Linked DNA regions of Mus musculus: region 1 is linked to region 2. A link is a loop called in an ENCODE intact Hi-C map of the cell type or tissue named here. Cell type or tissue: gastrocnemius. All regions are shown on one strand. Each heading gives the region's core, and the rest is flanking DNA. Links, peaks and the distances in the headings are about the cores only.

Evidence for each region. Hi-C counts contacts between places; a loop is a spot of excess contacts. Peaks named below come from ENCODE experiments on the same cell type or tissue, not always from the same donor. Only the 100,000 strongest peaks of a DNase experiment are listed, where the experiment ranks them.
Region 1: a loop joins it to region 2, with 3 times the contacts of the local background. A loop is called at or near these places in 15 of 42 quality-filtered maps.

What each region holds. Positions count from the first base shown.
Region 1 is chrX:23,552,738-23,558,210 of GRCm38, reverse strand. No RefSeq gene overlaps it. Among named protein-coding and RNA genes, the nearest start is that of Wdr44, 140 kb to the left of the region's middle. In gastrocnemius, for the core only: no CTCF peak of the experiment used is centred there; no DNase peak of the experiment used is centred there; H3K27ac peaks cover 1,248 bases.
Region 2 is chrX:23,325,091-23,330,563 of GRCm38, reverse strand. All of the region lies in intron 2 of Klhl13 (kelch-like 13), which reads left to right. Among named protein-coding and RNA genes, the nearest start is that of Klhl13, 37 kb to the left of the region's middle. In gastrocnemius, for the core only: a CTCF peak has its summit at 2,263 (motif pointing left); DNase peaks (open chromatin) are centred at 1,405 and 2,237.

The DNA of each region.
Region 1 (5,473 bases), core at 108-5,107, 230 kb before region 2:
CACCCACTCACTCCCACTTCTTGGCCCTGGTTGTTCCCCTGTACTGAGGCATATAAAGTTTGCATGACCAATGGGCCTCTCTTTCCACTGATGGCCAACTAGGCCATCTTCTGATACATATGCAGCTAGAGACACAAGCTCCAGAGGGTACTGGTTAGTTTATATTGTTGTTCCACCTATAGGGTTGCAGATCCCCCCAGCTCCTTGGGTACTTTCTCATTTTTAATGGGATTATTTGGTTTTTGGGAATCTAACATCTTGAATTCCTTGTATATTTTGGATATTAACCCTCTATCGGATGTAGAATTGTTAGCTCATTTCCCAATCTGTAGGTTGCTGTTTTTCCCTACTGGCAGTATCCTTTGCCTTAGAGAAGCTTTTCAGTTTCATGTGGTCTCATTTGTCAACTGTTGATCTTAGAGCCTGACCCATTGGTGTTCCATTCAGGAAATTTTCCCCTGTGTCAATGTGTTTGATGCTAGACAAAATATATTTGAAAGTTGGATAGATTTATAGGTTTTTTTTTTACTTTTATAATACTTAGTGTTATAGCATTTCCATATATCTCATTTTACCCACAATAACTTGGATTTTTGCCTGATAGTCTAACATTAGCATTATTATTTTAAACACTCAAAAGATCCCACTTTGTTTGGGATATAGCTCCGTATTGGCATACTCACTTAACGTGCACAGAGACTGGAGTTCTACAGAAAACAATAGGAAGAAAAGAAAACTAGTAAATGACACAATTAGCGTGAATATGTTTTATGGTCACTTTATACTGCATTCAATCAAGTAAGTAATTATGTAGGTGTATGAATGAGAAAAAGTAATTATGGTCACTCTATACGACATTCAATCAAGTCAGTAATTATGTAGGTGAATGAATGGATTAAAGACCAGTGAGTACATGAGCTTTCCCCAAATTTCAGTTTCAACTTAGAATGACAAAAGTTTTCAAAAGAAAACTTTTCAGCAAGCCAGAGGCTTGAAAAGACACAAACTGTGGGCAATGAATGCAGCTCAGGTACAGAGAAGGATGAAGTAATCAGGAAAGGAGATCCGAAACAGTCACCGAGGAAAGAGTAAAACCAAGGTAACAACACAGCACCCAGGGAATGTTAAGCAGCAAAGTGGTCAATAGTAGGTAAAGTACACTGAGACCAAGAAAGATGAGTTCTGAGACAAAGGCTGTGAATCTGCTCAGTACGAGATCCTTGCTGGCTGTAAAGACTGCAACTTTAATAGCTCATTATAGACTGGAGGGTAAAAGCTAGGTTGCAAGGGATTAGTAGGTGAGTTAATGCTAAGAAGCAAGGCAGGGAGATATTTGGCTTGTACAAGGGGGTTAGTAGGAGTGTTAATGCTAAGCAACTAGGCAGGGAAAAATTTGGCTCATGCAAGGTAGGTAAGAAATTCGGTGATGTCTGGATCAAAGCCAGAGAACCCTGAATATAGACTACAGAAAAAGAGGGACTAAAAATAACTGATGGAACAATTTCTCTCAAGAAGAGGGTTTGGGGGTAGGACTGAGTGTCCAAATAGAGGAGGTAGCCTTGGCAAGGAAATGTGACTTTCTTTGAGACAAAAGAGTTCTGGTAGAAAACAGGCAAAAGCTTTATGTGTTTTGAAGAAAGAAGTGAAACAGAGATGGGGGGGGGGAGGGGGGATGTTGCATGGCCAGAGTTTCTGTGGTGAAGTAGGTGGTGAGGTCATCTGTGAGAAGGAGGACAGCTGGGGCAGGACTAGGGGCTTGAGAACAGTGGTAACAGTTTGGATTTAGAACAACTGTTCTAAGAGATTCCCGAGGGAATCCACAAGAGGCCTGCCAAGCTGCAGTGCAAGCCCAGCTGAGGTTTAACTTCCCATCCAGCATGAGATAGTTATTTCCACAGACTCCATAGAAAATGTGTTTCCCAAATTTAGCATCTAAATATGTTTTTCTTCCACCAGGAAGAGAATAAAGGCAAGCAAATGCACCCCTCTCTTGCAAAAGACTGTGTCTGCTCCCTCGTCCATAGCCTTACAATAATATCCTTTGAAAGGAATGCTTCACACTGATTGTTTGTGGGAGGTTGAGAACATGGGCCTAAAACCAAGGATCTTCTGTTTTCAGAGCTACTCACGGACAAACCTTGAGCTGCTATGCATAGTTCAGAGGAAAAGCAAACACTGACATTTTTGTAAGACAGCATGTAAAGTTGCAAATAACCTCTGAGATAAAACCTGATTTAGCCAAGCAAAACCTTTAAGCTTACAAGCGGCCTGTTAAATCCATCAAAGACCAAATGTCAGGTGTTGCCCTTTAGAGTCCAAGTAAATGACCATAGTACTGGTGGCTTAAGAAGAGAAGAATTAAAAATCTCCCACAGACAGGCAATCTTTCCAAATGCTGTTTAATCATATATTCATAATTATCACAGTGTTCTTTGAGGAGGATAACATTTGGATGTAACTGCTTGGCTCAAGCATTAAACATTATTTTTTGAAAATAGAGTTCACTTCCTTTGTTTCAGTGGGGAATCAGAGTGGCATTGATCCAACAGCACAGCTGCCCTAGTACATATACAAGTGACTCTCATTCTTTTGATCTACCTCTTTAAAGATGGAAGATGCACACATGTGTTTATGTAAGGATATTTTCATGGGTTTATGTTGCTTGTCTTTTCCAATGGCACACATCTGAAGGTGAGCAGTAAAGCAGAATCTAATCTGAAGTCATAAATGCAGACGGTACCATAAGTACTTTCACTTAGATGTCTTTGAATGGTCCATAGTTCCAAGTTTCTGTTTATATAGTTAAAGGAGGATTTATTAAACATTACCTACATTAAATTATGAGTAGCCATCTCCTTTGGAAGCAATGAATTTGCATATGTACCATTTTCTTTAACCTTAATTGTGCCAGTTCAGAAGCAGTATAAAAGGAGGGGGAAAGCCGATTATTTGGGAACAGTACTTAATCTCAAAGCAGAATGAATATAGCTCCTGCTATTCAACCTGAAAGAGCTTGTTTCACTAACTCTTCCATACGATTCTAATTAGCAGATACAGGCATAGGAATCACCCTTCTCTCCTGCAGAACCAGAAAATTTTAAATGCTCTAATATTAAGAATTATTGTTATTATCAGCAAACATTTATTAGGTGCCAAGGGTGCTTAAATTCTCTTTCTGAGTTATTTGATCTTCACACTAGCTTTGTGCTGAATTTTTGTGTGCTTTTTTTGTTTGTAATTTATATGAGATACTTGAGTATCATAGCATTTGTTAAGGGGCTTCCTATGATTTCACCATTTAGGTTAGGACCTAAATCCAGGTTTTCTAATTCAGTTAATATTTTCAGCAGTCAATGGAGGAACACATTTTAAAATTTGGCTTCTCTCAAACTAGACTCTGAAGGCCTGCCTCATACTCTGGGGCTGGTTTGTGAGGAAGTATATAACTTCTCTCGACAATGAAATATTCACTTTTGCTTCCTGTATCTAGTTAGTTCTCTTCTCATTTTCTAAATATTCACTGACAGATTTGTCTTTCTTTAACTATTACTTCTTCATTTCTGAGTTCTCAGAGAGGTACAAAAGGACAAGGTTATAGTCTAAAATAATCAAAGCAGTTTACTCTAATAGCCTCTAAATTCTGAAAGAGTTCTGATTTAACCAGCTAGTAATTATAGACTTAGCTATGCCCTGGGCTTAATCGCAGCTGCTGAAGCATAACTTCCTACCACATAAGCCTGATCAAAGATAATTAGAGGAGAGTACAGGTGGCAAGTATGTACCCTGGGTGAAGAATTATAGCTACCTTCAACCACACAGTGCCCAGAAAAATTACAGGCTGGTATGCTTTGGGGCCATCCTTGCAAGGACCTCCCCTTCCCCCCTAACCTCTGGCTGCTGACTGATCCTGCCTCATTTTCTTGAGGATCATTTGGTCAACATAACTCCCATATTTTTAATTATAAATCCACCATTATCTATATAGTAGAGTGGTTAGGCTAAGCCAATAGGCAGAGGTGGAAAAGGTATATAATCTTATTTTCCTACCAGCTTGGTCTTTACTCACAGTGGCCTATAGAATATTTTTAATACATGATGCATTGTATGTGTCCCCCTGGCTATTTGTACTGGGGCAGAAGATATATCCATATGATTGTTCATTATATGCTCTTACACTATGGTATGTGCCCATGCAGGCTATTATGCTTCCAGCTATATGCAGCCGTTTAGTAGCATAACATCCTAATAGTTTTTCACTGGAATGTGGACCAAATTCAATCCTGTTGAAGAGGGGGAAAAAAAGCTTTGCTGAAGGCATGAATTTTGATACTAGTTCCATGAGTTCCCTAAGCCTACAAGTGATTGGTATACATAGGCATTCAGAGGATGTGAGACCAAGAATAACAAACTAGCCTAGTACCCAGAGTCACATTACTACCTGCAATTTTTAGAAAATTAACAAATGTGGAGCCAAGTCACCTAAACAAAAGAGCCAACTTGGAAGATTCTCTGTGGAAAAACAAAACAAAACAAAACAAACAAACAAACAAAAAGCAAAACCAGTCACACTTCTGAAGCATACATTAGGTTGTCAAGCTATTGAAACACAGAAGTCAAGTACTCTAAATCTCTTTCATCTGATTTCTCATTCATCCACTATCAACTGGTTAATTTTCTTCTACTGTAGGCATCAGATGAAAAGGACAGCCCTAGTTCAACCCCATTCTATTCACTACCCATGTATTTCAACTTTATCCCATTCACTACCTATGTATTTCAACCTGATCTCATTAGCTACCTATTTAACTCTAATTTATACTGACATAAAACCCAGACAAAATGCAAAGACTAAAGGGGGCATTTCATTTCTAATAATCACAATTGCCTCGAAAGAAAATTGTCTAACTTTTGGATCCTCACAAATACTCAGACAACACAAATACTAGTTAAGTGCATGCATCTTGATTATGATTTAGTACTCACAATCCAAGGAAACATTAGGAGTCCAGGTCTTTTACCTGTACCCACAATAGAGAATGTAACTGTATGTGCTCAAAAATGGTTATGAGAGAAAATGTTTTTCTTTTATCAGATTATGTGCTGAAGTGAAGAATTGTTATTTGATGCATGTGTATCAGCCATATTTATTTTGTAAGAAGCATTGCTCACTTAGAAAACTGTCATTTGGTTCCAGTTGCCTCTGTTCCTAGATAAGATCTGTATTTGTTGGACAGATAGACTCTATCTTTATAAAAAATTAACAGAGTTTAAATAATATATGTAATTAAAATTTTCACATTTATTTATTTTATTTTTGTGGATGGGTAGTGAGGCACATGTGTGGAAGACAGAGGACAACTTGTGGGAATTGATTCTCTCCCTATACCATGTGTTTCTGAAGCTCAAATGATGTCATGAGGCTTGTCTGCAAGTGCCTTTACAAAGTTGAGTCATCTCACTGGTTCTAGTTTAT
Region 2 (5,473 bases), core at 147-5,146:
AGCTTGCAATCCCACTAACAGTGGAGGAGTGTTCCTCTTTCTCCACATCCTCGCCTGCATCTGCTGTCACCTGAATTTTTAATCTTAGCCGTTCTGGCTGGTGTGAGGTAGAATCTTAGGGTTTTTTTGATTTGCATTTCCCTGATGATTAAGGATGTTGAACATTTTTTTCAGGTGCTTCTCTGCCATTTGGTATTCCTTAGGTGAGAATTTTTGTTCATCTCTGAGCCCTATTTTTTAATGGGGTTATTTGTTTTTCTGGAGTCCAGCTTCTTGAGTTCTGTATATATATTGGATATTAGTCTCCTATCTGATTTTAGGATAGGTAAAGATCCTTTCCCAATCTGTTGGTGGTCTTTTTGTCTTATTCATGGTGTCTTTTGCCTTGCAGAAGCTTTGCAACTTTATGAGGTCCCATTTATAGATTCTTGATCTTACAGCACAAGCCATTGCTGTTCTATTCAGGAATTTTTTCCCTGTACCCATATCTTCGTGGTTTTTCTCTACTTTCTCCTCTATAAGTTTCAGTGTCTCTGGTTTTACGTGGAGTTCCTTAATCCACTTAGATTTGACCTTAGTACAAGGAGATAGGAATGGATCAATTCAGATTCTTCTACATGATAACCGCCATTTGTGCCAGCACCATTTGTTGAAAATGATGTCTTTTTTTCCACTTTTCCTGTTTTTCTTTAAGGACTTCTACCTGTTTGGTTGTGTTTTCCTGTTTTACTTTAAGGACTTGTAACTCTTTAGCAGTGTTCTCCTGTATTTCTTTAAGTGAGCTATTAAAGTCCTTCTTGATGTCCTCTACCATTATCATGAGATATGCTTTTAAATCTGGGTCTAGCTTTTCAGGTATGTTGGGGTGCCCAGGACTGTCTGAGGTGGGAGTGCCGGGTTCTGATGATGGTGAGTGGTCTTGGTTTCTGTTAGTAAGATTCTTTCGTTTGCCTTTCGCCATCTGGTAATCTCTGGAGTTGGTTGTTATTGTTGTCTCTGGTTAGAGCTTGTTCCTCTCATGATTCTGTTAGCCTCTATCAGCAGACCTGGGAGACTTTCTCTCTCCTGAGTTTCAGTGGTCAGATAACTCTCTGCAGGTAAGCTGTTCTATTGCAGGGAAGGTGTACAGATATCTGGCATTCCAACCTGCCTCCTGTCAGAAGATGAAGGCCCGAAATAGGGCCTGACCAGAAGCTGTTAGCTTCTGTAGTCCACACTCTCACCTGAGCAGACTAGTCTTGGAGGGATCCGGGAACCAAGTTGGCTCCCCCAGGTGCTCTGGCAAAGCTCTCCTGGGTGGGGCCAACACCTCTCCTCTGGCAGGGAAGATGCCTGGATGTCTGGAGCTCAAAATGGGGTCTGTCTTAGAAGCTGTCCTCTAGGGACCTTGGGGGTGTCCGCCGACTCAGCGCCCAGGTGATCTGGTGCTGGCACTGACAGGAAGGGATTTGTGACCCTGGTTAGGCAGGCTTTTCTGCTTCTTTAATGCTGTCTCAGGTCCTGCTAGAGATTGGATTGGAACAGAAGTTGTGTTCCACTCACTGGCGGTTCTAAAATTGTGTGGAGAGTCCACTAGGGGGCCTTGGGGGTGTCCGCTAACTCCCTTGAAGTGAGTTTTAAACAAAAGACTGACTTGAGAATAGAATTATAGCAATTAAAAAAAATCAGAGTGCAGTTTGCAGAATTAATTAAAAGGAAAGAAGCCTTGAGGCTAGGGGTTTAGCAGACTAATACAAATTAAGATCTAATAAAGAAAAGAGAGAGGGGGACAGATGAACTTGACTGGCAATCAAAGATTTCAGACCTTGTGATGGATGAGGGAGTGAGAAATTAGAGAGGAGTAAAGGCTTGAGCTCGTGTGTTCCTTGGTATGAGAAGTGTTTTGTTTCTAGTGCCAGAGAATGCAGGAGCCTGAGAGGGAAAATTAAATTGTTTAGCTAATGTGAGTAGTTAAAATTTGGGCATCATACAATTAAGAATTTGGGCATGTACCTCAGCAAGAGTCGCTTGGCATGTCAGAGGCCCTGGGATCAGTTTTACAGTAAGACAAAAAAAAAAAATTAATTAGTTTCAGTTGTGTGTGCTGTGTGACTTACCTAGTAAACAGTTGAATGGTCCTGGTGCTGGAGCGATGGATCAGTGGTTAAAGTCACTTGTTGCTCTCTCAGAAGACCCAAGTTCAGTTCCCAGAAGTTTTCAAGGTAGCTCATAACTATCTATAACTACAGTTTCAGGGGATCTGGTGCCCTCTTCTGGCCACTTTTGGGCACTGCATATTTATGGTGCACTTTCCATACATTCAGGCAAAACAGAAGAGGAAGAAAAAAATGTTATAAAACTAGCTTTGAGGGTAGCTTGATGACCTTGGTTGATAAAGCAGTTCATCTAGGGCATTGTTTTGTACTGACTGGATTGCCAGTCATTTTCATGAGGCTTCACTGCTATAAAACTAGCAGTCATAATAGATACTCAGTTGACATTGTTGCATTCATGTTTCAATGTGCTTTTTTTAAACTTCCCTAAGAAATCTAACTTCTTATATCTCCTTATGCCTTGCCAAAGTGTTTTTGTTTTTGTTTAATTATTTTTTATTTTTTGCCGGCTACAGCAGTCTGCTAGGTTCTGTTTATATGTATATTTATTGGGAAAGGCTTATTAAAATAGTTAGGAGTTTCTAATTTTGTTTTTATTTGGGCAATATGGATTTTAGCATCAGTAATTATGGTAGTTTTATAACATTTTTTTCCTCTTCTGTTTCTTCTTTCATGGTGTGTTGAAATTTCACTTTTAGTTTAGGTTACTTGTAACTGGTTTAGAAAGAAGATACCACACATACAAATCACATACACATGGACACATATGCCACACACACCACACAATTTAAGAAAATTGATATATAAAATATTAAAAAATATTACAAACTTACTTCTTAATGAGTTTTAATTTAAATACATTAAAATTTAGTTACCCATGGATAGGGAAGGAGAGGCATATAGGAGACTCATATTACTAAATTTTTGTTTAGGTAGCTACTTAATCTATGTCATTTTATTCCACCTTTATTTCCACCCTTTAAGAAGTATTATTATTATTCTAGAAACAAGGAAGAGAAATTAAAGTGCAGGAAAAATATCCAGTAAATATATGACAAGACTAAGAATTGGTCTCCCTTTCCCAAATTTTTCCAATTTTTTATTAGATATTTTCCTCATTTACATTTCAAATGCTATCCCAAAAGTCCCCTATACTCACCCTCCGCCCTGCTCCCTACCCACCCACTCCCACTTCTTGGCCCTGGTGTTACTCTGTACTGGGGCATATAAAGTTTACAAGACCAAGGGGCCTCTCTTCCCAATGATGGCCGACTACGCTAGCTTCTGCTACATATGCAGCTAGAGACACGAGCTCTGGGGCTACTGGTTAGCTCATATTGTTGTTCCACCTATAGGATTGCAGATTCCTTTAGCTCCTTGGGTACTTTCTCTAGCTCTTCCATTGGGAGTCCCGTGTTCCATCCAATAGCTGACTGTGAGCATCCACTTCTGTGTTTGCCAGGCATTGGCATAGCCTCACAAGAGACAGCTATATCAGGGTCCTTTCAGCAACATCTTGCTGGCATATGCAATAGTGTCTGTGTTTGGTGGCTGATTATGGGATGGATCCCCGGTTGGGGCAGTCTCTGGATGGTCCATCCTTTTGTCTCATCTCCAAACTTTGTCTCTTTAACTCCTTCCATGGGTATTTTGTTCCCAATTCTAAGGAAGGATGAAATATCCACACTTTGGTCTTCCTTCTTCTTGAGTTTCATGTGTTTTGCAAATTGTATCTTGGGTATTCTAAGTTTCTGGGCTAATATTCACTTATCTGTGAGTGCATATCATGTGTGTTTTTTTGTGATTGGGTTACCTCACTCAGGATGATATCCTCCAGGTGCATCCATTTGCCTAAGAATTTTATAAATTCATTGTTTTTAGTAGCTGAGTAGTACTCCATTGTATCCATTCCTCTGTTGAGGGACATCCGGGTTCTTTCCAGCTTCTGACTATTATAAATAAGGCTGCTATGAACATAGTGGAGCATGTGTTCTTCTTACCAGTTGGAACATCTTCTGGATATATGCCCAGGAGAGATATTCCTGGATCCTCCAGTAGTACTATGTCCACTTTTCTGAGGAACTGCTGGACTGATTCCCAGAGTGGTTGTACAAGCTTGCAATCCCACCAACAATGGAGGAGTATTCCTCTTTCCCCATATCCTCGCCATCATCTGCTGTCACTTGAATTTTTGATCTTAGCCGTTCTGACTAGTGTGAGGTGGAATCTCCACTCGAATTTTTGATCTTAGCCATTCTGATTAGTGTGAGGTGGAATCTCAGGGTTGTTTTGATTTGCATTTCCCTGATGATTAAGGATGTTGAACATTATTTCAGGTGCTTCTCGGCCATTCAGTATTCCTCAGTTGAGAATTCTTTGTTTAGCTCTGTGCCCCATTTTTAATGGGGTTATTTGTTTTTCTGGAGTCCAGCTTCTTGAGTTCTTTGTAGATATTGAAAATTAGTCCCCTATCAGATTTAGGGTTGGTAAAAAGCCTTTCACAATCTGTTGGTGGCCTTTTTGTCTTATTGACAGTGTCTTTTGCCTTACAGAAGAGTTACAAATTTATGATGTCCCATTTGTCGATTCTCGGTCTTATAGCACAAGCCATTGCAGTTCCATTCAGGAATTTTTCCCCTGTGCCCATATCTTCGAGGATTTTCCCCACTTTCTCCTCTATAAGTTTCAGTGTCTCTGGTTTTATGTGGAGTTCCTTGATTCACTTAGACTTAAGCTTTGTACAAGGAGATAAGGATGGATCAATTCGAATTCTTCTACAGGATAACTGCCAGTTAAGCTAGTGCCATTTGTTGAAAATGCTGTCTTTTTTCCACTGGATGGTTTTAGATCCTTTGTCAAAGATCAAGTGACCATAGGTGTGTGGGTTCATTTCTGGGTCTTCAATTCTATTCCATTGGTCTACCTGTCTGTCACTGTACCAGTACCATGCAGTTTTTATCATAATTGCTCTGTAGTACAGTTTGAGGTCAGGCATGGTGATTCCCCTACAAGGCTGAGATTTAAGGTCATGTTTGCATATTTATGAATCCTTCCTGCCTAATCTACTATTAGGAAGCATTTTGAGTATTTTAAAATGTTTAATTAGTCAGTCGATTAAGTAATTGATGATGATGATGATGATGATGATGGTGTGTGTGTGTGTGTGTTTATACAATGAGCCTGAAGAGATGTTTTCTGGTAACTGAATTGATGAAAGAACACTGTGGTCTAGTAACCCCCTGAACCTCCTGCCCTTCCAAGCTTATGAATAAAACCCTCTCAGAAGAGCTTATAGCCTGGAGGGCATCATCCTGAGTGAGGTAACCCAATCACAAAGGAACTCACACAATATGTACTCACTAATAAGTGGATATTAGCTC